Linked DNA regions of Homo sapiens: region 1 is linked to region 2. A link is a loop called in an ENCODE intact Hi-C map of the cell type or tissue named here. Cell type or tissue: gastrocnemius medialis. All regions are shown on one strand. Each heading gives the region's core, and the rest is flanking DNA. Links, peaks and the distances in the headings are about the cores only. Region 1 holds the start of LOC105371159 (a long non-coding RNA gene). Region 2 holds the start of LOC102723708 (a long non-coding RNA gene).

Region 1 (14,789 bases), core at 5,003-10,002, 63 kb before region 2:
TCCGTCCACTCGTCTATCCACACACACACCCGTTCATCCATCCGTCCACTCGTCTATCCACACACCCACCCGTTCATCCATCCGTCCACTCGTCTATCCACACACCCACCCATTCATCCACCCGTCCACTCGTCTATCCACACACCCACCCGTTCATCCATCCGTCCACTCGTCTATCCACACACCCACCCGTTCATCCATCCGTCCACTCGTCTATCCACACACCCACCCGTTCATCCATCCGTCCACTCGTCTATCCATACACCCACCCGTTCATTCATCTGTCCACTCGTCTACCCATACACCCACCTGTTCATTCATCTATCCACTCGTCCATCCATACACCCACCTGTTCATTCATCTATCCACTCATCTATCCATACACCCCCCTGTTCATTCATCTATCTCACCACCCAGCATACAACCATCCACACCATTTATCCACCATTCATCCATCCAGTCACCATCCATCCACCTACCCACCCATCCATCCATCTACATCAACCCACTCATTCATCCACCCATCTAACCACCCAGCATGCATCCATCCTCCCACCCACCCACCCATCCATCCACCCACCCATTCGTCTATCCACATATCCATTCATTACTTCTCATCCATCCATCTACTCATCCACACATCCATTTATCCATCCATCTAACAACCCGCAATTCATCCACCCACCCATCCATCTACCCACCCACTCGTCTATCCATCCACCTACCCATTTACCCAAAATTCATCCATCTACCCACTCATCTATTCATCCATCCACCCATTTACCTATCCATCTACCCACCTATTTATCCCCAATTCATTCATTCACCCACTCATAAATCCATCCATCTGGTCTGTCCACCCATTCAACTACCCAACCACTCATCTATCCATGCACCTACCCATTTATCCACAATTCATCCATCCACCCACTCATCTAGCCATACGCCCATCCATCCATCTGTCCATCCACTCACTCATTCATATATCCATCCACCCACCCATTTATCCACAATTCATCCATCTACCCACCCACCCACCATCCATCCACCCACCCTGAGAGCCCTGCCATGTCTAGAATCTGACACTGTGCCCCAGCCCTGTCTGTTCCCAAGTCTGTTGAGTTCTTGATGGTCAGTTCCTACTTAGTCTCCATTGGACCTGCCTGCTGTGGTGACTCAGCTCCCCTGCCTCACCTTCGCTCTGACCCTTTGTTGATTCCTGCATGCAGCTCTGCTCTGAGCTCCGTGGGGATTCCTGCTGTTGGGGCCTGGCCCCCTGGATGCTCTAGTCTCAGACCCTGTTGGGAGCAAGCAGCGTCATCAGGCGGCTTCCTTTCCACGTGCCACACATGCCGTCCTACTGAGGCCTTTGAGACCTTTGCAGCCCAGCCCTGGAAGCCAGTCCGCCCACTGTGAACTCACACGGCTCCCCACACTTCATGCCTCTGTCTGGGCTGTTCTAGCCTAGGCCACCTTCTCACAAATCACCCTCATAGTCTGCGAAGCTGCCTCTGGCCCCGGCCCCGGCCCTAACCCCCTCCCTGGGGAAGAGCAGCTGCACATGTTGCCACATTCCCACGTACTTTGTCCAAATTCTGCACAATAGCTTTTCCGCAGGGTCTGTTATTACCAACAAAGATGATGACGGTGACTAACGTCACCATGCTCTCCCGGAAGCCAGGCCTGGGCTCGAACATTCTGTGCAGAATCTCACTGAATCCTTTCAACAACCCTATAAGGCAGGTTCTGTTACCATCCCCCTCTTATAGAGGAGGACCCCTGAGGCTCAGAGAGGGAATGTGACTCACTCCAAGTCACACAGTGAACAACTGAGCTGAATCCCAACCCAGGCCTGTCTGATTCCAGAGCTGGGATGTGGACCGGCCATGAATCCTCAGCCTGGATGCCAGCCCCGAGACGGGGGACCCACACCTGAACTGTCTGTTCCTGAACTGGAAACAAGAATGAATGAATGAATAAATGATAGAATAAATGGGTGGAGGCTCAAGCCAACGGCACTGATCTCAAAGCCCAGAAGTTCTCGGCGGTTAGCCCTCCACAGAAAGCCTTGAACACCACACAGAAGTGTTCAGCGACGGACTTTTCCTTCCTGGAGAGGAGGAATGAGAAGAAGGCAAAAGCCAAGAGAAAAACAAGAGGCAGAGGAAAGCAGCCTGGAGAATCTTCCCGTGGAGTGAGCATGATTGCTTTGGATACTTGGAATCTGGGCACAGTCTGCGAAGCATCGAGTATGGTAAAAGCCTTTGGTTTTGTATGCTGCAGACGGATGGAACGTCACTGTCCAGGAAGCTCAGGCACAGAAGCATGCACACAAATGCCCAGGGAGTCTGCATGATAAGCAGGCCCTGAGCAGCCACGTGGAGTCCGGCCTTGTCCTGAGCTTCTGACTGTCCCCATTTTCCATACCCTCCAGGCAGCAGGTGCGAGCGTCCAGGACCGTGGCGAGCTGGCCGGCCACATGGACACACACAGCCATCAGCTCACGGTGCTGAAAGGCCCAGCTGGTTTGTGAGCAGCCAACCAGATCTCCTCCCCTTCACCCTCAACGTCCTTGGGAAGGATGGGTGGCAGGGCTGGGAGGCTGAAGGTCAGGGAACTGGAGTCCCCTGGGCCCAGGGTGGGGAGCAGGGCCCTGGCCAGACCCTCTCTCTACCCACATGGGCTTGGGGTCATCCAGGAGGATGCATGCCAGAATTCCGGTCCATGAAGATTTGGCATTTCACTGCAGGCGCAATTTACCTCCAAGAAGAAAAAAAGCTACTAACGAATGCCAGTCTCCAGCTGATGATGGCTTGCCCTGTCTACAGGAGGCAGTGCTGATGTCACAACCACCTAGAAATGCAGGACGCGAACCTAGATCCTGGATGGTGGTTTCTAGAAAACACTCTGCTCTAAAGGAGCCGGGGCTCCATGGAGAAGTGGCTGAGTCCAGGGCGTGGGCAGGAGAATGACTGGGTGCACCTGGAGCATCTATGCCGGGAAGTCAGACACACTCAGAAAAGGTGGGGACACTCCTGACCACCTCAGGAGCCATCAGAAGCCACTGAGGTTGTAACTCATGGAATAGAGTAGCAACTCACAAGGCCATCCTGGTGACAGAAAAACCAGCAACTGTGTGCTGGGGGGATTGGTCAGCAGTTCCCGAGAGCAGAATACCAACCAGCAGGTGCAAAAGACGTGATTTAAACAAGCGTCCCGGTAAGGATGGGCGGGAGGATGCCACACAGACATGGTGGGAGGAAGCAGGGCAGCCCAGGTGGAGGCGGGGCCCACAGTGTGTGCAGGGGTCTTAAGAGGTCCGTGTGTTTGGAAAGTCACATAGTAAGATGTTGACAAAAGATAAAAATAAAGATGAGGATTGGGAAAAAGAAAAGAAAAAGAAAAAGAATGTGCTGCAGGGTGATATTCATCTCCTGTGGGAAACACCAGTTCTACCCACCTGCCACAGGCCCGGCCGCCAGGGTGCACCCACCTGCTGTAGGCCCGGCCACCAGGGTGCACCCACCTGCTGTAGGCCCGGCCGTCCGGGTGCACCCACCTGTCATAGGCCCGGCTGCCCGGGTGCACCCACCTGTCACAGGCCAGGCCGCCTGGGTGCAGTTTTTATCCCTATTTTGCAGGGAAAGAAGCTAAGGCGCAGAGAAATTATGCAGCTTGCCCCAGCCGGCCGTGGAAAGTGGAAAGACTCAAACCCAGTTCCACTGGTGTGGAGCCCAGCTCCTGCCTGCCCTGCCTGCCCCGCCTTCACCTGCTCCTCATGGAAAGACTGGGCTGTGAGAAAGGGGAGGGCTGAGCAGAGGGACCCAGCACACCCAGCCCTCACCCAGCCCCTGCATGGCCCAGGCCCTCCTAGGTCAACTGAAATACCATCTCTCCTCCCGGCAGCCCGTGACCTTCCATGCCCTTCCAAGGGCCTAAATGTGATGTCACTGCCCAGGCCCAGGGCTCTATATGTCCAAGGATCCCCTCCCTCTTCAGGGGAGGCTCACAGAGGGGAGGTGACCTGCCTGGTATCCCACAGCTCATGGGGGCCGGGCTGGGCATTTTCCACACAGAAAACATTTGATGTACTTCAAGCGAGTGTCTGGGGCACCCTCCCAGGCTTACCTCAATAAAAATGTTATGGTGGCCCGGGCTTAGTGACTTGCTTCCAAAGAACAGAGTAGAGCAGTGTGACAAGCGTGACCTCAGCCCAGCGGCCCAGGTCAGTGTCGACAGCCACACGTCCTGCTGGCGGTGCCAACCCCTGCGGGGATGTGAGGCACCAAGCACTTGACCCCTGCATGTTCTTCCTGAAAACCCAGGATCTCGCTCTACCCAGGAGAAAAACGCCAGGAGAACTCAAATTGAGGGACAGTCCACAAAATACTCAGCCGGTCCTCTTCAAAACTGTCAAGGTCCTCAAAAATAGGGAAATTCTGAGAAATGGTCTCAGTTGAGAGGAGGCCCTGGGGATGGAGTGTCACACGGGGTCCTGGGACAGAACAGAGATGTTGGTGAAAAAATGACTGAAATCAGAACCAAGTCTGACATTTGTTTGTAGTCAGTCAATGTTGTTGACGTACAGACCAACGTCATCTTCTCAGGGTAGCCAAATGCACCATGGAGACTTAAGACACCAGCGAGGGGGAGACTGACAACGGGGCATGGGAACGCAGGGCTCATGCCACAACTGTCCTAGAAATAGAAAATTCTTCCAAAGTAAAAAGTTTATGTTTAAAATATAGGGAAAAGACTTGAATAGACATTTCACCAAAGACGACATGTCAATGGCAAATAAACACATCCAAAGGAGCTCAACCTCCATGAAGAGGGGAAAAGCGCATCGAAGCCCACTGCACACCTGCTGGAATAACCCTGATCAAAACCCAGAGGATGGCAGGAGCCGGTAAGAATGTGGAGAAATCGGTTCCCTTGCTGCCGGGGGGCATGGGAAATGGCTCAGCCGCTTTGGAAAGCCAGCTGGTGCTGTTAAAAGGTGAAAGGTCGGCTTACTCAGGACCTGGCAGTGCCACCCCAAGGAATCTATGTGAGTGAAGTGAAACATACCGGACACTCATCGCTGCATTATCCCAAACAGCCCGACCTGCAAACAGCCACGGTGTCCCTGCTGACCCCGTGCCTCCAGCACAGCCTCCTCCTGGACTTGGGTAAGTCAATCCCCCAACAGGTGCACCCTCCCCTCCATTTCCACTCAGCCCTTATCCCCCAGGGACCCACTCCACACCTGGGGGCCCTGTGTGGTGACCTCCTGCCAGGCCAGCCTGCCCCAGAGGGAGGAACACAGAATCCATTTGGAACCAAAAGGGACTCAGCTCAGCCGGGAAAAGTAGGCTCTTTATTTCCAGCCTCACTGACCATGCGCTGCTCTGTGCCCATGGTGGGCCAGCCCTGGGCATGAGGAGATGAGCAGAGCTGGCCCCCGGACCCCTCCTTACCACGTCTGAACGGACAGCACTTCTGTGTCCAGGGGTGTGCGCCGGGCTCCCGGGCAGACAATCCCTGGGCTTTCGCGACTGGCACTGAAATGAGGCTGGGCAAGAAGGCACTGGGCCAGATTCCTCCCTGGGGCACTTAAACGGGGCCACAGGGAAAGAATCGATGTGGTGACGGGTGGAGGTGGGGCTCCATGGCAGCCACGGTCAGGAGCAAGCCCTCGGCAGCAAGGTATAAATAAGCCAAAGTGACAGGGGCAGATGAGTGACACGGACAGACCACATGCAGAGAGTGAGGGCGCCAATGGAGGGTGCCACCGGCCAGTGTGAGCCGCAGGGAGAAGGCAGATAGAGTGAGCTCCAGAGTCCTGACCCACGGACACCCAGGTCCTCTTGCCGGGCACCCGGAGCGCCTGGAATCCAGTTCCCGAGGCCTTGGCGGGGGCTGCTGCTCCAGGACCCCCTGGTTATGGCTGGGATGAGTTTGCAGAGGATGCCCCCACCACCAAGCTCACACCTATAAACACTGATCATACAAAGTGTGTCATTCTTGTCACACCAACTAAAACTGCCTTCGGAAGGCAGGGGAAAAGTACTCAGGGCACAACACTGCTCCAAGAATGGAATTCTCTGCAAGTCCAGCTGCTGAAACTGCCTTTTGTCACCTGGGACCAGTTTTATCCACAGCTGCTGAGGTCACTTGCTCCAACTCCAGAAGGAATTCTGCTCACAGCTGTCACACTGACCAGCACGTCCCAGGTCCTCAGAACTTTCCCAGCGCCAGTGAACTTTCTCAAAGAGCAATAGGTAACCTTCTCCTTTCTTGTAAAACCACCAACCTTCTACTGCTTCTCCAACCTCCACCATTTACCTGGTCGGCACATATGCCCCAAGATGCAATCCTTTCTTCCCAAATAAAACGTTAAACTTGGAAATTCGCCTCTACATTTTTATTTTGACTTGAACATACCCCAGCAACCGTGAGACCCCGAGGACACGAGTGACCTTCCCTGCTCCTGGTTCCTTCGTGTGCACAACAGGCCGTGCTGTCTCCTGGAGCCTGGGGCCTGGCACCTGGGAGCTCAGCCAGAGCGGCCCCAGCAACCTCCCTGTAGCTCCAGCAGTGCCATCCCTGTGGTCAGCGTGGACCTGGCCTCCCAGTGGCCCCAAGTCCCCCCATAGCTCCAGTACTGCTGTCCCTGCAGCGTGAACCCGGCCTCCCAGTGGCCCTGTATTCCATGGAGGCCTGGGCCCCCTGCCCTCCTGAGCCTCACAGTGACCAGCCAGCCTCACACGCTGCTGACCCTCAGTAGTGGCCAACCCCGTGTCTGTCGGAGGGCACAGGCCACCATCCCCATGGAGCTCAGGCCTGCTGCCTGGGCAGGGGCCCTCCAGGAAGCCTGGCACTTAGGGGTGGCAGCTCAAGCTTGTTGGGGGTGGGGAGCTGGCCGGGCAGTCAGGGCCCGTCATGTGCGACTTTGGGCCAATCCCATCCCCTCTGGGCCTCTGTTCCCATTTACCAGAGAAAGATGGTCTCCGCTGAGCCAACCACCTTCATCCAAACCGAAGGACAGAAACCACCTCTGCTGAGCCTGGAAGCAGCCAAGGGAGTGGAGAAGCCGGCGGGGATCCCCAGGTTGGGCCACACACACCCCAGTGAGGCTGCGGGAGAGACGTGCCACCTCCCGAGGTGCAGAGTTTCGCAGGGCACAACCCACTCCCGTCTGCTCCTCCAGCACCCTGTGACCCAGGATGGGCGGGTTTCCTGTGCCCCACTTCACAGACGGGAACATTGAGGCTGGGGGGAGCTGAGTGAGGAGTTTGCGGTCCCCAGCCACACGGTGTGACTCCAGCTTTGCTCAGATGCCACACGCTGCACGCACTCCTTTACTGGATGCACCCGGCCCCGCTGGACACTGACGTGCCCCCTCCCAGGACAGCAGCAGGAGCACCCAGCCCTCCTGGATGTCCCCCTGCCCCTCTGTGCCGCAGCCCTCATGACTCACTGGGAGGCCAAAAGGAAGCCCCAAGTGATTTTCTAGCAGCACCTCCCGCAGCCCTCGGGGTGAGGCTGGGCTGTTCTGCCTGCGAGTGGTGCTAGGGGAACCTCCTGAGGGGTCCCAGGAAGGCCCCTGGCCTCCTGCCTCCACACCCCTGATTTCTTGGATCCCTTTCTTGGTCAGTGAGAGCCGACTGGGTGAAGTCACCCCTGGAGGAGGAGGGAGCTGAAGCAGCCGGTGACTCACTCACACGAGACAGTGGGCGGTGGCCAGGGCAGAGCGGGACTCCCCATTGCTGGCTAAAATCCAGACAGCGCCTTGGCCCGAGGTGTCCCTGACAGGACGAGGGTGGAGTGGCAGCTGCTGAAACCTGAACTCCTCTGCCCTGCCCCCGTCCCTTGACCTCACGCATCTAGTAGGTCAGCGCCAGAGGAAATCCTCGAAGAAAATGGGCGTCTCCCTTGCTGAGCACAGAACCGCAGTCAGTCCTGTGTGCCCGCTCCCTGGATGAGGACAGGAAGGACGTGGGGGAGAGGCCACAGTCACCCTCAGGAGCCCCCAGACCCACTGGAAAGCAGCCCAGTGAGCATCTGAGAAGTACTGCCTGTGCCTGGTGTGAGGGTGCAAGGCGGGGGGCCGTGTGGCCAGGCAGCCTAGGGTTGCGCCAAAGCCCAGCAGGTATGGGACGAGCAGGACCAGACTGGGAGGGGCTCGGGGGAGCGGCGACCTGTGCTGAGCTTGAGTTGTGGCTGGGCTGGGAGGCCGGACAAAGGTGTGTTTCCTCTGGCCATGCAGGGGTCAGGCGGTGGTGCTGGGGAGGACGATGTGGGAGGAAGATGGGGCTGGGATGAGGGGCCAGGGCTGAGCTCAGCAGGTATTGGGAGGTGCCATGGGGCTGTGAACATGCATAGGTGGGGAGGCTGGGGCGGGGGCAGAGCAGGGGACAGTCCTGGAGCCAGCAGACAGGAGGAGGCATCTCTACAGCACCCCAGGCTTGGAGACAGGGCTGGCTCACCTCAAAGGGGGCCATGGGAGAGAGGAAGGTGGGCATCAGGGCTGGCCTGCCCCGGCCCCAGGAATACGTGGGAGTTGAGCTGCATGAGGGGTGGCCAGCCTAGGGCAGGGCAGGAGCCACGGGGCGTCCGCTCCTCTCTGTGGGTTTTGGTGTGGGAGGAGGAAGGACAAGCTCCTCCTGGAAGCAAAGGGGCCTGAGGACCCAGGAGCAGAGTGACCTTGTGGGCAGGGCCGTCCCTGAGGCCTGCTACATGCAGAGGACGTGGCCCCTGTGGCCAGCTTGGTGCCAGGAGCAGGTCCTGGGGGGTGGGGAGTAAGTCTCCCAGGGGCCGAGCTCCATGAGTGCATGTGGCGTGGACACTGGGCCTGCCACAGGGAGGCTGGTGTGGGCAGGAGGCTCCCTGGGAAGTGGAGAAGCGCTTTCTGTGAGCTTGTTCCAGGGCTCTGGTCAGCCCAGCCCGGGGTCTCATGGCCACACAGGTCAGCAGGAAGGGGAAGATGCCCCAGCAAGGAGGCAGGAAGGTGGCCTCTGCCCGGTGCATCAGTCTCGGAGGTGGGGGACCCAGGGTTTGTTCTCAGCAGGCCTCCTCTCCTCCTCTGCCTCACAGGCACCTCTGGGATGGGAGAGGCGGTGTCTGCAGGGCCCTTCCCACAAAGTCTGTCCATCTGCCACTGCTGCTGCTGCAAGGGGCTACGGGTCCTCTGGCGACTCTGAACCCCTCGGAAAAGGGAGGCTTGAGCTGCCCACTGCACCCTTGACCCCTTCTGAGCCTCTCGGCAAAGTCCCAATCCACCCTCCTCAGGAGGTCCCAGGGACTTGCCCACATGGGCACCCCATGCCCTCAGCCAACCAACCCCACCATGGCCCACACGCCTGCCCCTCCCTCTGTCTCCTTGGGGCCCCGCACACGTTGGCACAGAACATCTCCCTGCTGGGTGACCTCTTCCCGCGAGCGGCCCAGGACAAGTGCAGCTTTCTGGGCAGACACTGGGAGCGGGCATTCCCGATTCACAGAGGACTCACCTCGGCGTACTACAGCGGCCTGGCAGAGCCCAGCCTGCAACAGGGGCCTCGTATGCATCTGTTGAGTACACCAGTGAATCCCAATCCCCCAGTTCGTTTTCTACCCCACAGGCCCAACCACTGGGTGGGGTGGGGGAGGCATTTCGCTGGACGCCATGGAGACGCAGTATCGTCTGGGAACCTGAGTCTCTGTAAACCCCGGGGTCGGACAGACCAGTGCCAGCAAGCTCCTTCGCAGAGAGGAACTCAGACACGAATCCCTGGAGACTCCTAGTTCTCATACAGAGCTTGTTTTTTACTTCCATGTTCAAAGTCCGGATTTTCACAGGTCTGCTTCTCCCGGGGGCCACGCCTGCATTTCTGCGAACGATCCCCAGCTGTCCCTAATGAAACGTGCTCCTCCACTGAGAGGGAGCCCAGCCCCACTCAAGTGGGTCAGAGCTCGTCCGTAGGAGGCTGTGTGGGGGTCACGCCACCACAGGACGCAGATCTGCCAGAAGCCTGTTTTATTGCACTTAACTAATTCCCAAGATAAACCACTGGGAATTTCCATGTAAGCACTTAGGCCTCTGTTTATGAGAATCTTTGATCCACTGAGAATGTTTAGAACTCACTGAAGCATCCCTGGCCCTGCCCAGCACCAAGCCTTCCAAGATGCGTGAGGGCAGGGAAATTGTCGGCCTGTGCTTGGTCTGTGGGGATCCAGGACCCCAGGAGGGGACCCCAATAGGGAGCCTCTGCCCCCCAGGTGGTGGGGTCTCTGCTGGGACTCTGCAGGCTCCTGCCCGTGGCCAAGTTCATGGCTGTCTTTTCCAGAGCTGCCCCGGAGCCCTAGACAGCCCCATGGAAGGGCCCATCTTCCTCCGGCCGTGGAGGAAATTTGCAGCCATCCGTGACCTGCAAACTGTAGCTTATGATGGACTGCTCCCCATCCACCAAAGCCCAGCCACTTGGTTTGGAAGCCACTGCCCCAAATGGCCCCTCTCCAGTCACTGAACTGCAGTTCAAATGCCCCACCCCTTGGCTCTTTGAGCAGCCAGCCTGCCTTCTTGCTCTGGGATGGTTTCTTCAAAACCCTCTGGAGTATGTCCAGTTCTTCTGTTATTTCAGGGTGTTTTATTTCCAGCACAGATTTCCACTTCTGCTACCACCGGGATGGAAAAGGCCTCTTCCCTCCGATTCCCCCAATCCCAAGAATCCAATTCCTTCGCTAATGCTGAGTGCAGACATAGTCTCTACAATCCAGAAGGCTGAGTGAGGTGGAAATGTCGGTGCAGCCTGCAGCTCACCTGGTTGTCACTCACAGATCGGCCTCGGAAAGCTCCAGGAAGTTGATTTGGGATGAGCCAGCCATCCCGCACAGATGGTGGGAGGGAGAGGAGGCCGGAGCTTCAGCCAGTGCAGTGCCGTGGCCCCTGTTCTGTGGTTCACTGGGGTGTGAGGCCTTCCTTGGGCTCAGAGAGGGGGCCTCCGAGTCCTCATCCACAGAAGCCCTCTGTGCCACCAGCAGGGAACAGCCAGCAAACAGCCTTCACCCTGAAGATCCAGACGGAATTCTTGGTTTCTACAGCTGCTCCCTGCCTCTCCCCACAGCCACGGGAAGGGGAGTTAACCGAGGCAGCCCCCACCCGAGACAGACCTGCACAGGGCCAAGAACTTGCCCTGTGGTAGGGCTGGGGGAGGAGCGGCTGGTGGACTTTCTGTGTCAAAGGCAGGTGTCACTTTCAGCTCATTAATTTCACTTCTACAGGTTCTCAATCCACCAAAATGAGCTCTTTACAAAGGCCAGGACCTGCCCTTCTAGAGGACAGGCTCATACTTCCCAAAGCTTCAGGACTTGGGGTCCTGTGGCTGCCCATCCGTCAGCAGAACTGGGTGAGGCCAGCTGTGACATCAGACAAGTCCCCTGCCTCTGGCAATTCCTCAGCGGGGGGCATGACCTACTGTGCATTCCAGGGCTGGGGCACATGTACTTACCCCTTAGCCTTGGACCACAAGCCTCCCCCAGCCCAAAATGGAATGGGGACAGCCTCTGCCACAGGGAGGGGCAGGTGGTGCCGTGTGAGGGGCGGTGGCACCCAGGGCTTTTCTCACAAGGAAAAGGAACCTCGAAGTGTTTCTCTCTGCACACTTTGCCTCCCTCAAAGGCGGGCTCCTTCCTCTCCCACCCGCATCAGCAGCTGAGGCCCCAGAAGGGCCCACCTGTGTCCCGCGCACCATGCGTGAGATCGCTGATTGCCTCCTGGGGTAGTCGCAGCATGCTCGAGCCTCTCTGGACCCCATCCCAGCTGTCAACCAGGAAGCCCCCGTCAGGCTCCAAGACCCCCAGACGCTGGCCCGGGCTCCCCATTTTCACTTGATCCTCCCCGCCGTGTTTCTGTCTTCCTGGGGCTGCAGGCATTTTGGTCATGGCTGCATCACACCAGTGTCTGCGTCCGTGGCCACGCAGCCTCCTCCTTTTCTCCGTGTCTTAAACTTCTTTCTGTTCCCTCTTATCGGGACCTCCTGATGACATCAGACGCCGCCCCACCATGGTTCAGAACAATCTTTCCATCTCAAGATCCTCAGTTCAATCACATCTGCAGAGACCCTTTTTTTCCGTGTAAAGTAGCATTCACAGGTCCCAGGGATTAGGATCTGATATCTCTGGGGCCAGTACAGATGGGTTTGAGATTTGATCATGGAGAAAAGAAATGACGGCATTTAGCTCTATATCCTAGTCAACAGGGAGCCGCTGAGCATGACTGAGAAGAACGTCAAAAATCAAGCAGTTTTGTAAAAGAGTAAGGCCTCTCCACTCTCCTAAACCCAGCCAATTTCTCAAAATTTGTGAGAGCGGCGTCCTCCCAGCAGCAAACACAAGGGACACGTGTGTGCACCCAGACCGGCACCTACCACTCTAGACAGTCCCCAGAGCGAGGCTTAGGCCTGACGGCCGGAGATGCAACCGTGGCCAGGGGCCCAGAGCTCATCAAAACCTGCTCAGTCCAAGGCCTTAGGCTGAGCCTGACATCGTGTCATATTGTGGAAACACTCGTTCCCTCATTCAGCCAAATGCTTTTTAAAGCGACTTTTTGGCCGGGCACGGTGGCTCACGCCTGTCATCCCAGCACTTTGGGAGGCCGAGGTGGGAGGATCATTTGAGGTCAGGAGTGTGAGACCAGCCTGACCAATATGGTAAAACCCTGTCTCTACTAAAATACAAAAAAAAAAAACTAGCAGGGCATGGTGGTGTGCGCCTGTAATCCCAGCCACTCAGGAGGCTGAGGCAGGAAAATCACGTGAACCCGGGAGGCGGAGGTTTCAGTGAGCCAAGATCTTACCACTGCACTCCAGCCTGGGTGACAGAGTGAGACTCCGTCTCGAAACAAAAAAACAAAAAAAAAAACAAAAAAAACAAAAAAAGTGACTTTTTATTCTAAAACAGTTTTAGATTTACAGAAAAAATATGTAAATCTGTAAATGTCCTGATGGGGCTTGTGTTCTAGGAGTAAGACATCAGCTCTGCTGCTCAGATGTCCAGGAGGGTCTTCGGCGGAGCCTGGAGCCCCCCACCCCAGGGTCAGGGGTCTCTCCCTGGAAGGAGGGATCAGCGCCTGGACTTTGGGGAGGCCGCTTGGGGGCCACGGTGTGTGGAGACCCTGGGACATTCGTGTGAGTGCAGGTGGGGGTGAGACGCAGAGGAGAGGCATCTTGGGAGGAGAAAGAGCGCGGTGCCTGGGGGTGGCTGTCAGGTTGGGAGATCCTGGGGCTCATAGGGATTCTGGGGTCCCAGGGAACCCCTAAGTTTGGAGGCTGGAAGGGCCCCCAGCTGCCGTGGCCCTGGAGAGTTCCCAGAGTATTTCCTGACGAAATGAACAGAAGACCACAGCCTTCTGCAGCGGAGGAGAAGCATGCGGAGCATCCACATCTACAAAGGCCCCAAAGTGGAAAAACCTGTTGTTTTTCCTGAGCAGCCCGGCTGGAAACAATGGCGGTTTTGTTTCGCAGACTCCGCAGAATCTGGCGGGCAGGGGGATGGGGGCGCCGGATGCTGCAGGGAGGCGGCTGAGGGAAGGAGGGGGCGTCGACCCTTCCTGACCCACGGAGGACACCTCTCTGGCCCGCTTCGGGGGGGTGGGGGGTGGGTCGGTTTGCCCGGGAGGAAATCCCACTGCTTCCCACTCACAAGCCGGTGGGTGGCCGCGAGGCCTGGCCGCACAGCCTCATTCCTGCGACTTTCTTCTGCCTTGTGGCATGGCTTTTTCTTTTCCCCTAAGGAAAGTTTGCTTAAAGAGAAAGAGACACACATACCATTCTCTGGTCCTTTGAAGGGTTGAGCTAAGCTGGGTCAAGAGGAAATGGCTTGCTCAGTCACCCCTGAGAACAAAATACTCCCACGAGTTTTGGTGAGGCACTTGTGTCTTCTCAGCTCAAATCTCTACCACCCCACGGACAAGGCAGTTCAAATCCAGGCTCACCACCACCTGCTGTGTGGGTTGGGCAAGATGTGCGCATCTCTGAGCTTCGGTTCCTTGAGTGTAGAATAAGCATAACATCTGTGTAGAAGGATTACTGTGAGGGATGCTGTTTGTACACCTCCCACTGCCAGAACGCAAGTTCCATGAGTCTGGGGCTGTGTTTTCTCCATTGCTGCAAACCCTCTAAAATGTTAGCCGAGTTCATCAGGACCACAAGGACCACCACCACCATCATCGTCACCCTCACCCAAACGCTCAAATCTCCAAGTGTCTAAACTCATGGGTCTGTGCCAAATGCTACCATGCTTAGCGTCCCCAAAGCTAGAGTCACCACGAAGAAGGTTCTCTCCAGTATTACTGCCTTAAACTTCTAGCCCAGAACCCTCAATAAACTTGGGCACCTTTTGTGCTGGGCCTCCTTTAGCCGATGGCTCCAGGGCCCCTATCCCTGGCACAGAAGGCCATCGGCAATGTAGGGGGTAAGCTGGGGGGGGGGTGGGGGGTGAGCCGTTCAGCTCTGCTGAGCTGTGCTGTCTCATGGGAGTGGCCCCACCCTTCCAGGAACCTTCCTTGAGCAAAATCGTCAAATGTCAGCAGGTGGTCTTGAAATCCCTTCCTCTGTGACCCAGTAATTCAGAGATCTTAATGATGTTTCCCCAAAGTTAGAACATAGTGGCTGTTCCCTAACACACACACACACACACACCCTTTCTCTGTTATGTGTCTCCCATAATTTTTCTGTTTCTCAATTATGTTTCTTTCTCTGTTATGTTTGTCTATTATTTCTTCTTTGAATTGTCAATGCCTGCTTCTACTGGTCTGTACCAGGTTCTAT
Region 2 (14,789 bases), core at 5,073-10,072:
GAACATTTCCCAGGCTGGCCTCATTGCCGACTTTCTTTGGTTTTCAGAATTTCTTTCCAGATCTGTGTTAAAGCCATCATTTTTTCTGGCCTGTGCGAGTCCTCACACACATCACTCACCCCCCATGACTGCTCAGAAAACCCAGCTTCCTCCCCATAGAAAACGTCTGAAATGATCGCGCATCTCTGACACCTTGTCACTACACCAGGGACAGTGAGGCACGGGGTTTGGGAGCCGGTTCCGCATCCGTGCCTTGTACTGTGCTGCTGTTACTGCCGGACGAGCCCCAGGCCCTCTCTTTGCTTGTGTGCGTTTTTATAGAGAATTCTAGCATCACCCCAAGACTGTTCATTCCACTTTCAGGATTGCCACGCTGGAGCTCAGCCCCTTAAGCTGAATGTTCAGGAAAAAACTATGAGGTTGATGTTAGGCTCTTAATGATGTTTGAATACAGGATTAGAATCCTTAAAAATGCCTTCTCAAAACACAGCCCAAATGGGGAACTCTGCCTAGAACGGGGTTTCTGGGTACGGCCCTGCAAAGTGCTCCTGTACCCTTTAGGAGCCTCCTCGAAGCCCTGCTGTGCCTCAGGAGGCTCCTAAAAAACCCTTCGAGGAAGCCGGGACATAATCAGGTGGTTCTACGAAGCCGATGTTCTGCCGGGAAACATCTCCGTTGCGAATTGAGGTCATGTGTTCGGATATTATTTTCCTCATTCTCCATTTACTTTCCTAAAATAATCAGCTCCTGAGGATTCCTGTGGCAGAGGGCTTCCAGTAACATCTGCAGTGAAATATCGGGGTACAGGGAATGCAAGCTGCTGGTAGGGGCACCTCACAGAAGGAGGCCTGGAACACAATGGCGATGGACGCAGGCTCTGCTCCCTCGGCGCTGCCCCTTAACGCGAGCACTGATTTTTACATTATAAATCCTGCAGCTGGCGCACACTTGGGTTTCTATGGAAGGTCCCCAGCACTGTGCTCTCCGACTTCCTAGATGCCTGGAGGCCGGTCGCCAGCACCCAAACTGGAACTTTCAGAGCAATCACTCCCTTTTCCACGTCTGAAGGATCCAGGTCTCAAGAGTGACAGTGAAAAGCTGCAGACTTCTCGGCAGCAAATCCAGTGAACACCCCACTCCAGGACCCTTTAGATTCCAGAAGGCCAAGCAAAGTCATTTGAGACCACAGCGGAGACAGCTGTGACCATCCTGGAATGCCCTCCCACCCTGGCTGTGTGGGCGCCTTGTGCCTGATTTCCTCTTAACAGGGTCCTCCTGCGTTCTGGCCAAGGCGGCTCACAACCATTTTGAAAAGTATCTCTTCCTCCTGTCGGAGAAAATCCTTTAGAAGCTTGAAGTCAGACATCTTTTCTCTTCTCTACCTGCCTCCCTCTGCATGGTTTTCCACGAAGAGGGACGAGGAGGGCCTAGCGGTGCTGGCCAAGTGGCCTGAAAGAAGTGGGAAACAGAACGGCAGGGGCTTCCCAGAATCTCTCCTGGTCCACGGGTGTCACGATCCCACTCTGCCCAGTTCCCAGGATGCCCAGAAAAACAGAGACAAGGCCTGGGGCACCCTAGCAGCTCTATGTGGCTTATGGGGCATCTCCAGCTGCTCTATGAGGTTACGGGGCACCTACGGCTGCTCTATGGGGTTACGGGGCGCCTCCCGCTGCTCTATGGGGTTACGGGGCACCTCCTGCTGCTCTATGGGGTTATGGGGCAGCTCCGGCTGCTCTATGGGGTTATGAGACACCTCTGGCCACTCTGTGGGGTTCATGGGGCACCTCCAGCTGCTCTCTGGGGCTTATGAGGGACTTCTTTAAGATTCTATTTCAAAACCCACACTTGCTATGGATTGAGTTGTGTCCGAGTCCTACCCCCGACCTGTGTGAGTGTCGCTTGGTTGGAAATGGGCTCTTTGCAGATGTAATTAGTCAAGATGAGGTCGTGCTGGAGTAGGGTGGGCCCTAAATCCAATGACCATTGTCTTTATAAAGCGAGAGACACAGAGATACACACACACACAGGGAGAGACACAGAGCAGAGGCCATGTGAGGATGAGGTGGGACTGGAGTGGCATGGCCACAAGCCAAGGACACCTGGAGCCACCAGGAGCTGGAAGAGGCAGGAAGGATCCCCGGGAGACCCCCGAGGCAGCATGGCCCTGAGACACCTGGATTTTGGTCTCCAGGCTGAGAGGGAGTGAGTTCCACGGCTTTGGCCCCCAGCTCCTGCCTCCACCCCCGCCCCGTCCCCGCCCCCACCGTCATTTGTAGTGTTTTGATGCCGCAGCTCCGGGAGCTCACACGGGGCCCTGCTTCCTGGGCTGCTGTGGGATCAGGAGAGGAGGCAGGCGCGGCCCTCAGGTGACAACCCCAGGCACCTGTGTGCGGACTCGCTGACGGTGGTGGGGGAGGGCCCTGGGCACAGAGCGGGCGGATGAGTAACCCACCTGAGCCCTGAGGACCCCATTCTTCCTAGGCCCGGGTCTTGGCCGTGTCCAAGGCTGCAGCCCTGTGGGTTGGGGGCTCCTCCCTCCCTGGGGGGTTCCTCACTCTCCGAGCACCTGGGCAACTAGAGGCTGCTCCGGACTCACCCTTCACCGCCTCTGCCCCTCCCACTCCGAGCTTCAGACCTGCTCTTCCCAGCCCGTCTGCCCTTCCCACTCCGAGCTTCAGACCTGCCCTTCCCGGCCCCTCTGCCCTTCCTGCTCTGAGCTTCTTCTTTTCAGCCTGACTCACGTCCCCTGCCCCTGCTCCGATTTGACCACTCTCCCTACGCTTGTCACTGAGCACTGTACCTGGATTCGGTGGGGGCTGCCTGCACTGCACAGAGACTGTCACGGCAAAGGACAGGGCGTCGGCCGTGGCACCCGGCTCAGGGCCCTTCCCTCACCTCCAGCCCTCAAGGCCACCACGAGGCCCTCATCTCACCTGGGCTGCCGGGACCTGGCCTGGCCTCCCCTCTGGGGCTCTTGACCCCCGGCCCCTGCCGCTGCCCCTCATCACCTCCTCACCCCCAGTGCTGACCCAGAGCAGACTCAAGAGATGCAGGCAGAGGCTGAGGATGCTGCACAGGGTGAGGAGTGAGGCGCCCCCACCACCAACCGGCCACCTGGAAATGCAGACACAACGTTTCCTAAGGTCTCTTCCAGAAACTCAAAGTCCATTCTACACCCCGGAGCCTCAGGTTCTGAGATGCCTTGGACCAGATGTGCTTCCTGCGGTGCCAGAGCCAGCATCTGCCCCGCCCTGGGTCTGCCTGGGAGAATGATGATGGATAAGAGACAGGTGCCACAGACACCTCAGGGGCGCACCTGAGAGGTGCTGGCTGTGCTCCTGGGGATAGGTGGGTGCAGCTTATCCACGGGGGCACCTGGAATGGCAATGAGAGGACTTTAGGACCCACAGGCGGGCAGGACAGCCAGAGCCTCACTCTAAGCACCCCCGGTCCTGAGCCCGAGCCAGAGCAGCCTCCTGCAGCTTTGGGCAAGCTCCTGGGCTGTGTTCAGCCACTTCTGTACGTGGAAAATGCAAGGTTGGTGTCTGCCTCACAGTGCAGCCACCACATGACTGGTGTGGGGAACAAGGTGTGTGATCCTTGTTATAACTGGTTAATAGGAATGACAGCCAACACGGATTCGCAGGTGCTGTGTCCATGCCTCACACCACAGATGCTGAACCTGGCATTCCAGCCACTCTGGCCACTGCCCGTGGGGTGGCTGTGGAAACATGGCTACTCCTGGGGGGAGCACGGCAGGAAGTCACTAGAACCTCAGAGTTAGTGGAGGAGTCTCCTCCAGGCAAAAAGGGAGGAGGAACAGGAGGACACCCTGGACCCAGCAGGGTGGGCCCACATGGGAGCCCCAGGCCATCAAGAGACACCACGGCCCCCACCACCTGTGGGTTATCATTGTGAGCACACAAATGATAGGGTTCAGAGCTCCCCCACCCCTGCCAGCAGCCGGCGCCTTAGGGAACTTCTGGCCCTTCCCAGCCTCAGTTTCCTTATCTGTAAACCACAGGCCAACACGAGCAACGCCAGGCACTGGCATGTAAGGGCCTGCTCAAGATGGAGTTGCAGGGACACCCGGAGACCCCTGGGCAGGTGCAGCCTCACCCCACAGTCCACTCCAGGGCTGCAGGACTGCCGGCAGCCACAGCTGTCTGTGCCCAGCCTCCACGCTGAGAGTGGTGTTTTAACCCTTTGTTTTCATTTTTTTTTTCCTTTAATTTATTTATGAGGCAGAGTCTCACTCTCTCACTCAGGCTGGAGTGCAGTGGCGCAATCTCGGCTCACTGCAACCTCCACCTCCCAGGTTCAAGTGATTCTCCTGCCTTAGCCTCCCAAGTAGCTGGGATTACAGGTGCCTACCACCACGCCTGGCTAATTTTTGTATTTGTAGTAGAGATGGGGTTTCACCATGTTGGCCAGGCTGGTCTCGAACTCCTGACCTCAGGTGATCCACCTGCCTTGACCTTTTTAAAGTGCTGGGATTACAGGCGTGAGCCACTGCACCCGGCCAACCCTTCATTTGTAAAGGGTTATTTTCTTTAAAAAGAAGACACAATGCAGAGAACTAGAGTGAACTGCATTCACCTTCTGCCCCGTTCTGGAAAAGAGGTTGCCACCCCTGGTCCGGACAGGTAAACTGAAGCACGGGGTGGGGAGAAACTGCCGTTCAGTGGTGACAAGGACAGCACTGGGGACCTGGGGGGTGAGGATCCCCGGGACACAGAGGGGCCCAGCCTCTGGCTCCAGCCCGCTTGATGACGTGGTCCCAAAGAAAGACAGGAGTCAGCTGGCCCGGCCCTCTCGCCCACACACACTGGGGCCTGCTGCAGGCAGGGCCGGAGGTCCCCAAGGCCAGAGCCCACCGTCCAGTCTCCTGTGGCGGGAGCAGCCGGGGGCGGCCGGAGGAACGCGACCTGAGTGGGAGGGCGGGGACACTTTGCAGGAGGACAACAGAGGAGTTGTGGCTGCTCACACGCAGCTACTCAGTCTCGGCAGCCTCAGAAGACTTGGAAACACATCTTGTTTATTGGAATTCCTCTGCAAAGTCACATTTTATGTGTTTCCTCTTCCAGTGGCTTTAGAAGTGAGACCAGGCAGAGGGAACCAGCTGCTGGTCCCTGGTCTGGGCCGCCCCTACCTGACTGTGGTTTGACGTCCAGCCCAGGGCATTTGCAGAGGAAAAGCAGCAGCTTAGGCGGAGCAGGGTGAGGGCCGATGGCGCGGCGCCTTCTCGGGTTGCAGCCCGGCCTCCGGGGAAGACAGCTCAGCTGGGAGAGCGGAGAGACCGTAGGGGCTGGAGTGTGTTCGCTCCCTGCCGTCCTTCCGTTGCTGGCCACCGGGCAGGTGCGGTCCCTTCTGCGGTTCCTCGGTCCCCTATGGGGCGTGAGCATTGGAGCTTGTGGTTTCTCAGCTCCTTCCAGCTCTGAGGCTTCTGTCCAAGCAACCCAGGCAGTGCCCGGACACAAAAGATGTCCCTCATCTCAGGCTGACAGGGAGAGCTGGGCACAGGCTATAGCCCTTTCTCCGTTTCCCACTTCACCCGCTGGCTCCTGCTCAGCTTTTAACTTCTCCCCAGATGCCGCCTTCTGCATGAAGCCTGCCGGGGTTTGGCTGTGCCACTGCTGCTGACACACACCCCACTGCCGTGTTCTCTTCGGCCATGCCAGGCACTCCTCCCGTCGCCTGTCATCCTCCCCCCGGGGCAGGACCCCCAGCCCTCACCTGTTTGACCGTCCCAAAGCCGGGGGTGGGAGCGGGAGGCTTTTGGCGAGGTCATGGAGGGAACAGGGTGGTGAGCCCGGCATGAAGGGCCCTTGCTGCAGGGTCCTTGGCCCTGCCCGGTGGAGAAGGGTCATGGGACATGCAGTCCGGCCTCACCTTTGGAGTCTCCACCAAGACAGCCGAGGACTCAGAGAGGCTTGATCTGTGGGACAACGAACCAGCGCCTCTGCCTGAGCCCCCATCCCAACTCCCAGGTGGCGACGCTGAGTCCCTGGAGCCACACAGAGAGTGCTGGAATGGTGGTGTGACCTGAGGCTGCCCCAGCCCTATGGCCAGCACCGTCCTCCCTGCACCTGGCCTGAGGCTCTGTCCCCTCCCCTGTCCCCCCAGCCAAGCACCCTCTGTGGAACATAGAAGCCCAGTAACTGTAAAATATGTGGGTGGTCTGAGCCGGCTGGTTCTGGAGAAAAGGAGATGGGATGTTCACCAAAGAATGTCAGAGGAGAGCGGGCTGGGAGCAAGGGCGCCTTCACCAAACAATGGTTGGCACAGGAGGTGGGAGAGGAGTCCTCAGATCCACAGGCCATGGGGGCAGGTGGATTCCTTCCCAGCTGGCTGTTCCCACCTCTGAAGACCAGGGACATGTGGGCCGGCGGATTCTGCAGTGACTGGTGAGCCCTGACCTGCTTTCATTTGCCCTGTGCGGCAGGATTTCCCTTGGAAAACACCCTTTTGGTACTGAAAGTCACCTCTCTGATGAGCTCCACAGTTGGCTCTAACCTGTTCCTGCCTCCCGGGGTTGTCAGGTGCCAGGGCAGACCTCTGGGGACCCACTCACAAATGTGTCATCTGTCAGGCGGGAGGTGTCCACGCCCTTGACCGTGAGGTCCTCATTCCCATCTGCAGCCTCCTCGTAGGAAACCAGCAGGGCCCTCAGCTGCGGTCTGACATCTCCTGCCAGGTCACGGTGGAATGGGAACCCTGGTGGGATTTGGGGGAGGGTCGAGGGTCAGACTGGAGCACTGGGTCACAACCCACCTCAAACATGGCCTGCAGAGCCCAGAAGACCCCAAGCCAGGTAACAGAGAACATGAGGCGGCAGCAGCGCCTTGTCAAGCAGCCGCCCTGGAGTTGCCAGGGGCCCTCGCCTCGGGTGGCTTGCGGGGCTAATGCTGACCCAATGTGAGCCACACACAGGCTCACGTCTGCTGCATTTGTGCCTTGCAACGTCCCGGCGTGACCAGCAGAGCCATCGCTCTCTTTTTAATAAACAGAGAGTTGGTGAGGTTGTGAACTCTGTCCAAGACCACAGAACCACCATAAAACAAAGTCCAGGTTTCACAACTCCAAGGCCTGGCCAGCTAAAAACCCATTCTGCTCGCCACCCATCCATCAAGAAACCCGTCAGCCTCAAAGTACACACTCCAGCACTCACCTGCTTCGCCAAGGCCAGGTGGGCCTGCCCTGTCACTGCTAGCCATGGGTAGACATTTACATTTAAAGTGACAAGAATTAAATACAATTTAAAATTCAGCTCCTTAGCTGCACCAGCTGCATTTCCAGAGCTCGACAGTCACGTGTGACTCGTGGCCACCTTACTGGACAGTGCGGATCTAGAATGTTCTGCCATTGCAGGAAGTTTGGACAACTGCAATAGCCTCTGCCCAGCCCCCCACCGGAGGAGGCTTTAACACATGTAATGAGGGGTCTGCCGGGCTGCCCACGTCCCTCAGGCCCCTGCTCCAAAGTCACCCGCTGGGGAGGACGTCCCTGACCTCCACATCTGAGACAGAAGCCCCTCCCCACACTCTATCCTTTCACAGCTTTGTCTTCAGTGCACGTGATGTGGGATATGTCCTTCTATCACGCATCTCACCCCGTGCAATGCAGGCTCCATGATGGCAGGAAAGGGCTCCGTCCTCAGCCCCAGGGCTGGGCACACAGCAGGTGTGCCCAGGAATTAATCATTTCCAGACGCTGGCGCAGCACCTGGTGCCCAAAGCCATAGGCCTGGGAGCTGTGCAGGTCTTGCAGGCAGACGACACCACTTAGTGGACGCGATTTCTTCCCTGGTCCCACTGCCTGGTGCGTGCAGAGAAACTACTCCCAAGTGGGAAGTGAGTGGCTTGTTGAGGCTTGGGACAAAGCTCAGGGGTGTCCCAGGTGAACCCCCTTCTCTAAAACAAGCAGGTCCCTCCCTGCTCCGACACTGAAATGACATCACAGGGCACTGAGGACGTGGGGCCCGTCCCCGGCTGCTGCAGTGCAGTGCCACCTGCAGGCCGTGTGGCCTGAGCAGGCTGTGTCATCTCCAGGCCTGCAGTCTCTCGTCTGTAGGAAGAGGATGATCAGTAGCCCAGCCTTGGAGGTTTGTGTGGCGGAGGGGGGAATAAACCAAGTAACCAGGGGCGGGAGCTTAAAGAGTGATTGCACCAAGCCACATTCTGCAGGTGCTGGGCCACGCTGGGGCCTGAGTGTTTGTGTCCCTCCACATTCATTTGTTGAAATCCTTAACCTCAAAGTGATGGGATTAGGAGGTGGGGCCTTCGAGAGGTGATGAAGTTAAGAAGCAGAGCCCTCATTAATGGGATTCGTGCTTTATAAGAGGCCCTAGAAAGCCCCCTTACCCCTTCCGCCATGTGAGGGCGCAGTAAGATAACCATCTATGAGGAAATGGGCCTCACCAGACACTGACTCTACTGATAAGTTAATCTTGGACTTCCCAGCCTCCAGAACTATGAGAAAGGAACTTCTGTTGTTTATAAGCCACCTAATTTATGGGTTTTTTTGGTTTTTTTTAGAGACAGGGTCTCGCTCTGCCACCCAGGCTGGAGCACAGTGGTGAGATCATTGCTCACTGCAGCCTCAACCTCCTGGGCTCAAGCAATCCTCCTACTTCAGCCTCCTGAGTAACTGAGACTGCAGGTGCACACCACCACACCCAGCTAATTTTAAAATGTTCTGTAGAGATATGGATCCTCCTGTGTAGTGCCCAGGCTAATCTCGAACTCCTGGCCTAAAGTGATCCTCCAGCCTCAGCCTTCCGAAGTGCTGGGATTACAGGTGTGAGCCACCATGCTTGGCCTCCAATTTATAGTATTTTGTTAAAGCAACCCAGATGGACTAAGACAACTCTCATAATCAATATCATCATCCTTATCATCACCACCATCACCACCATCATCACCACCACCACCATCCACATCCACATGATGATGGCAGCCATGCTAAGGAGTCATGGAACCCATGTTAAAGGTATGGGAAGACATAGAGGCACATGGAGGAGAAGAAGGATGAGAACAATGGAGATGATGATGATGATGATAATCATGGTGGTGACAGCAGCAATGATAATGATGGAGAAGAAGCAGGAGAAGACGGTGGTGATGACGATGATAGTAATGACGGGACCTGGATGACGATGATGGCCGTGGTGGTGATGACAATGATGGTAATGATGGTGGTGATGATGGTGGTGATGATGATGATGGTAATGATAGTGATGGTGGTGGTGATGGTGGTGGTGGTGGTGATGGTGGTGGTGGTGATGGTGGTGGTGGTGGTGATGACAATGATGGTAATGATGGTGATGATGGTGGTGGTGATGATGGTGGTGGTGATGATGATGATGTGGTGATGGTGGTGATGATGGAGGTAATGGTGATGATGGTCATAGTGATGATGGTGATGATGATGAGGATGATGGCGCCGGTAGTGACGCCGGCGGCGACGCCGGTGGCACCTTTATCACCACCATCATCACCATCACCACCATCATCACTACCACCATCACTGCCATCATCATGTGATGACTCTCAATACTGTCCTCATCATGTGTGACTTGGACTGTGGACCAGCCCCTCGGGCTCTGCTCTGCTGACCTATATTCTTTGTCTCTTGTTCCTGAGAAGCTGGGAGTTGAGACCCAGTAAGGTGTTGTACAGACACTTGTGACCCCAAATTCCATGAGACAGAGGACCTCCCATTTTCTTTTCCTTATTACCGCATGTCATCTTCCTGCACAAAGTGGATAAGACCTTGATGTCTGTCTCCGTTTCCCAAAAGAGTTACCAAGGGGGTGTTTTCCGAACTACCTGGCTCAGACTTCTTTCCCAGCATGGCCTGGTGAGTGCCAAGGAAAGGAAGCTGAGGCTCTACCAGCAGCCTTAGACCTGACACAATGTCCCTGCTCCATCTCCCTGCAGGAGCCATGCTCACCCCGAACGCTTCCACCAGCTGAGGCTGCATGGTTTCAACAAGAGGAATTTGTTTCTCATAGTTCTGGAGGCTGGAATTCCAAGATCAAGGTATGGCTGACTTGGCTTCTGATGAGGGCCCTTCCTGACTTGCAGGTGGCTTCCCACAGTGTCCTCACAAGGTGAGAGAAGGAGCTCCAGCCTCTTCCTCTCCTTGTAAGGACACCAATCCCATCATGGGGTCCCAGCTTCATGGCCTCATCTAAACTCAATCACCCTCCAAAGTCCCCCCCTCCAAATACCATCACGCTGGGTGTTAGGACTTCAATATACAAATTTGAGAGGGAGACAATTCTGTCCATAGCAGGCCCCTGGGGTCCCCAGCCAGAGTAACCCCACAGAAGCTACCAGTAAATCTCCAAAGCCATCACCATAGCCCACCGAACATTTCACCTCTGCCTGCGTTCTGAGAGTGGGACTTGTTCATTGTTCTGTTTTAATTCTCAGCAGGGCCTATGACCATGTCTGATGTTCAGGGAATGAAGGAGTGAAGAAAGCAGGAATGAACGAAGGAAGGAAGCAGCTCCAGCAATTGGTTCCCAGGCAAGAAGCTGGTGGGGTTCTGACTTCTATCCCGATTCACACCCTTTCCTCCTGCCCTCAGGGCAGTCCTTCTCCTGCTCTTGTTCATTCATCCCCTTCAGCCCTTTCTTATTCTCTTCTGTAGCCGAACCACAAAAAATAAATACATTAGAAATGTTTTCCGAGCTCATCAGATGCATCATGTCTATTTCTCTGCCCCAGCCCAGTGGGGTGGGTGATGCCTTTGCAGCCCCCACTTGCCAGGGGCACCTTGTGGGCATCTAGATCTCCAGACCTCAAAGCCAGCACCCACCCAACTGCAGGGTGCTGTCTGCGCTGTACGCATTCTGAGAGCTCCGTGGCCTGGGCCAGCCCCAGCTGGAACCTCGGGTGCCCTTCACTCTTCCAAAAGAGGCTGTTTGCTTTCAAAGAAAGGAAAGAGTAGAACTGCAGACTGCATTTGGCTACACAGCCTGAGACTCCTGGGAACAAAATAACCCACACAAACAAAATCCACAAGGAGCCCCAAGCCTTCACTTCAATCCACTTGGCTCTCAACACCCTCCTGGTCTCATATTTTCCTTTCTGTCCTTCAGAGGAGGGTAGCTAATAAGACTTTGTCTCTTGCCTCTGGTAATTGTTTCCTAGTGCCCCTAGCACTGCTATAACAAATGACCACTGACTTAGAGGCTTCCAACCACACACATCTAGTCTCTCCCAGTTCTGGAGGTCAGAGGTCCTAAGGTCCAGGTGTTGGCAGGGGCTGGTTCCCTCCGGACACTCCTGGGAAGAGCGATGATGAACATCTATTGTTCTAAAGTCCAGTTTGTGGCAGTGTGTTACAGAGGCAACAGGAAACTGATACTCCATAGAAGTCAGTGGGAAAGTAAGACTGCAACAGGTCACAGCACTCCCGTTTACACAACATACTTCCTTAGTTCAAGCCAACACCCTCCGCTGTTGAGTTCTCCAACAGCCTCAGCTTAGCCTCTATCTCAGCCTACCAAATGCAACAGAGATGCTTCTAAGACACACTCTTGCCTGTGTTGCTTCCAGCCTGGAGTCTTCAATAGCTCCCCATTGCCCTTAGTACAAACACTGATCTCAAGCATGCATTGTGAGGACGTGGCTGTGTGTGATCCCTGGATTTACTTCTCCAGTGCATGCTCTTCTCCCTCTCCTTCCTGTCCTCCCTCCTCCACCTCCTGAACACAAACCTCCACTAGTTTCACAAACACGCCACCTGTCCTGTTGTATAAGAGGGTGAGTGCCTGGTGTGGTGCCGGGTGCATGGTGGGGCTGTGCTGGGACTGAGCAAGGTGTCACCTCTGGTTCAGCCACTACCCAGGCAAGTGCCCAGGGTTTCCACTTTTCTCCTCTAAAAATGACAATATTGGGCCTGAAATTAGCCTTAATGGTCTACCCCACTCCTGTGAGTTAACAACAATCAAAACATTTTGGGCCAGGAAAAAAAGTTGCCCAGAAAAATGAGAAGGTTTTGGCCTCGTGTATCCAGATTAGCTGTTTGTGTGGACTGAGACCCATCCACTGGTCTAAAGCCCCCAGCCCCATGTATGGGTACCCATTTTGCAGCACAAAGGGTCAAGACAAGACAACAAGAGAGAGAAAAGTAGAGGAAGTAACAGGGTGGGTGGGGTGGGAAATTGTGATAAGGATCTTGAAAGTTCCCCAGAGTCTGGTTGCCTCCTGGTTGGTTAAAATTTCTGTGCGTTTTTCTTTTCTTTTCTTTCCTTTTCTTTTCTTTTTTTTTTTTTTTCCGACACAGTCCCACTCTGTCACCCAGGCTGGAGTGCAGTGGTGCAATCTCGGCTCACTGCAACCTCTACCTCCTGGGTTCAAGCGATTCTCCTGCCTCAGCCTCCCAAGTACTTGGGATTACAGGTGCCTGCCACCATGCCCAGCTAATTTTTTGTATTTTTAGTAGAGACAGTTTCATCATGTTGGTCAGGCTGGTCTCCAACTCCTGACCTCAGGCGATCCACCCACCTCGGCCTCCCAAAGTGCTGGGATTACAGGTGTGAGGCACTGTGCCCAGCCTGTGCCTTTTTCTATGGCAACAATTAGCACAGAAAACAATTCCCCCATAGGAGCATTTCCCCAGCACCCAACCTCGTGCCTGGCATACAGTAGGAGCACAATAAGTGCATGTGGAATGGTGGATAAATGAACGTGCCTAGTGCTTTTCTAGAGAGCACATCCCAGGGGCATGCAGACACGCATGTCCAGGTGTCCAAATATCCTTCCCCAACTCCAGTCAGAGAGAGACCATGAGAGACCCCAGCTGGGAAGAACCATCACATCCCCCCATCAGAGACCCCGGTTGGGAAGAACCGTCACATCCCCCCATCAGACCTTTGCTCCCCTTCTCCTCTGTGGGGCTGACACCCAAGCATTACCATCCTTATCCCTCCAGCTCTTACTTCTGGTGCTATCTGGAGACATGCATTTGGGTTGTTACGATCAGAAGTGACAGTGGCAGCTCTGCACTTGCGAAGGTCCAATAGATGTATAATTGAGTCAGTGCAGCCGACTGCGTTAGGAGCTACACTTCCTCGAGGCTCCAGAGGCTCTCTACAGAAGGCCAGTGTATAAGCAATGTCCTTTCAGTGTTTTTAGTGAGACATCCTCCCCTCATTGGGGAACATTCTAGACACAAGGTTTGAGAAAGAAGGACCTTCCTTTCCAAAAGGGAAAAAGGAGGCCACATTTGGCTTACTGAGCATCCATTCTAAATGGCATTTGAGGTGCCTCCTACGTGCAGAAGCAGGTAGTGACACAAATGCAGAAGGAGTGGTGCATGGTGCCCACACCGGGGACTAGCATCTAAGGCTGTGCTCCTCAAACTCCACAGACAGGTGCCCCCGGAATCTCGTAGACATGTAGATTCTCGTGCAGTGGATCTGGGCAGGGGGAGGGTCTGCATTTCTAATGGGCTCCCGAGGGCTACAGAGGCAGCTAGCCTGGACTGGGATCCATGTTCCCAGCCTGGAGACCCGTGGCACTGGCCATCCCTGAGAGTTTGTTTGATATGCAAGTTCTGGGGCATCCCAGACCTCCTGTCTCAGAATCCCTGGCAGTGGTGCCTGGGGACCCAGGTTGAACAGGACTCCCAGAGATTCAGATGCTCTGGCAAGTCTGAGCACCATGGGGGCCAGACCATGGCAACAGCCCATCCAGGAGCTGCACTTCGCCCTTCCTGCATGCTGTAAGATGTCATTAAGCAGCCCATGCCCCACTAGGCCAGGCACAGCCTCAGAACCCTCCAGGCAGCAGTCCAGGCCCCCAGGATGATAGTACGACACCCCAGGTCTACACAGACACTAAGGAGACAGCAGATGGTCCCCCAAGATGTGCTAGATGCTACCCAAGTGAGATGCACAGTTACACGGGTGCTCGGTCCGGGGAGGGAGCAGCCTGTGGTGCTCTGGGGGAGAGGAGGTGTTGGGGTGTCACAGGAGAGGTGAGACGTGATCTGGACCTTGGAAGGAAAGGAGGAGTTGTCCAGGGCAGCAAGGAAGGGCACCCCAGGCAGGGGTCACGGCACTGGCAGAGGCACAGAGGTGGCAAAGCTTGTTGTTTGCTTGGAAACTGCGTGAATCAGCTTAGGGCCAGGCCCTGAGCTCCAAAGTGGAGATGGGGTTATGGGAGGAGAACTGGGGAGCAGGGGAGCCAGGAGGCTGGTGTGAAAGACAGGGCCCGGGATGCATCCCAGGAAAGCCCCTGCCTACCCGCTTTTCTTCCCAGGCCCCTTTCCTGAGACCCTGCTGGGGAAAAAGAGACAACAGCGCAGGAGGAGGAGAGGGCAGTCAATGTGATTTCAGACACTCCAAGATAAACAGGGAAACTAAGAGTTCAGACTCGTTACATTGGCCATGGGAAAAATCACCATTAGGCACCGCATTTTAATACAGCATTCTGTCTGGTTTTGATTTCACAGATGTAAAAAAAAAAAAAAAAAATGCAGGCAATCTGGAATTAAGTTGGACTACTTCCAACTGTTTCTATAAACCACATTTGGGATTCTTCCAGCATTTCTGAGATTCAATTTACAGAGATTTCTTCAAGTCAAAAAAATAAAAAAGAAAGAAAAAAAGAACCTAAATACCCTCTGTGGGGAGCAGTTGTTGGGGTCCCGGCTGGTGCCATGTTCCCACAAGGGGCCTCCCTGTCCTAGTGTAATTGGCGTAATTCACACTGTTCTGATTACAGAGGGCCTGTGAGATGTTGCATTTAGGAGCCATTCCGGAGGTCTTC

The links. Peaks named below come from ENCODE experiments on the same cell type or tissue, not always from the same donor. Only the 100,000 strongest peaks of a DNase experiment are listed, where the experiment ranks them.
Region 1: it touches region 2 in a loop (9-fold over the local background); 2 of 110 quality-filtered maps call a loop at or near these places.

The regions. Positions count from the first base shown.
Region 1 is chr16:29,284,064-29,298,852 of GRCh38, reverse strand. It overlaps LOC105371159 (a long non-coding RNA gene), which reads left to right and starts at 4,675. Exons shown (of 3, transcript XR_007065044.1): 1 at 4,675-5,171; 2 at 6,132-8,038; 3 at 10,621-14,789. RefSeq lists enhancers at 10,974-11,579, 11,580-12,186, 12,540-13,332, 13,333-14,126 and a silencer at 13,798-13,998. In gastrocnemius medialis, for the core only: no CTCF peak of the experiment used is centred there; DNase peaks (open chromatin) are centred at 5,752, 7,132, 7,762, 9,922 and 1 weaker place; H3K4me3 peaks cover 382 bases; H3K27ac peaks cover 2,773 bases.
Region 2 is chr16:29,221,498-29,236,286 of GRCh38, reverse strand. It overlaps LOC102723708 (a long non-coding RNA gene), which reads left to right and starts at 7,764. Exons shown (of 2, transcript NR_188602.1): 1 at 7,764-8,104; 2 at 10,440-10,704. RefSeq lists a silencer at 6,516-6,707 and enhancers at 13,968-14,468, 14,776-14,789. In gastrocnemius medialis, for the core only: CTCF peaks have their summits at 7,805 and 8,005 (motif pointing left); no DNase peak of the experiment used is centred there.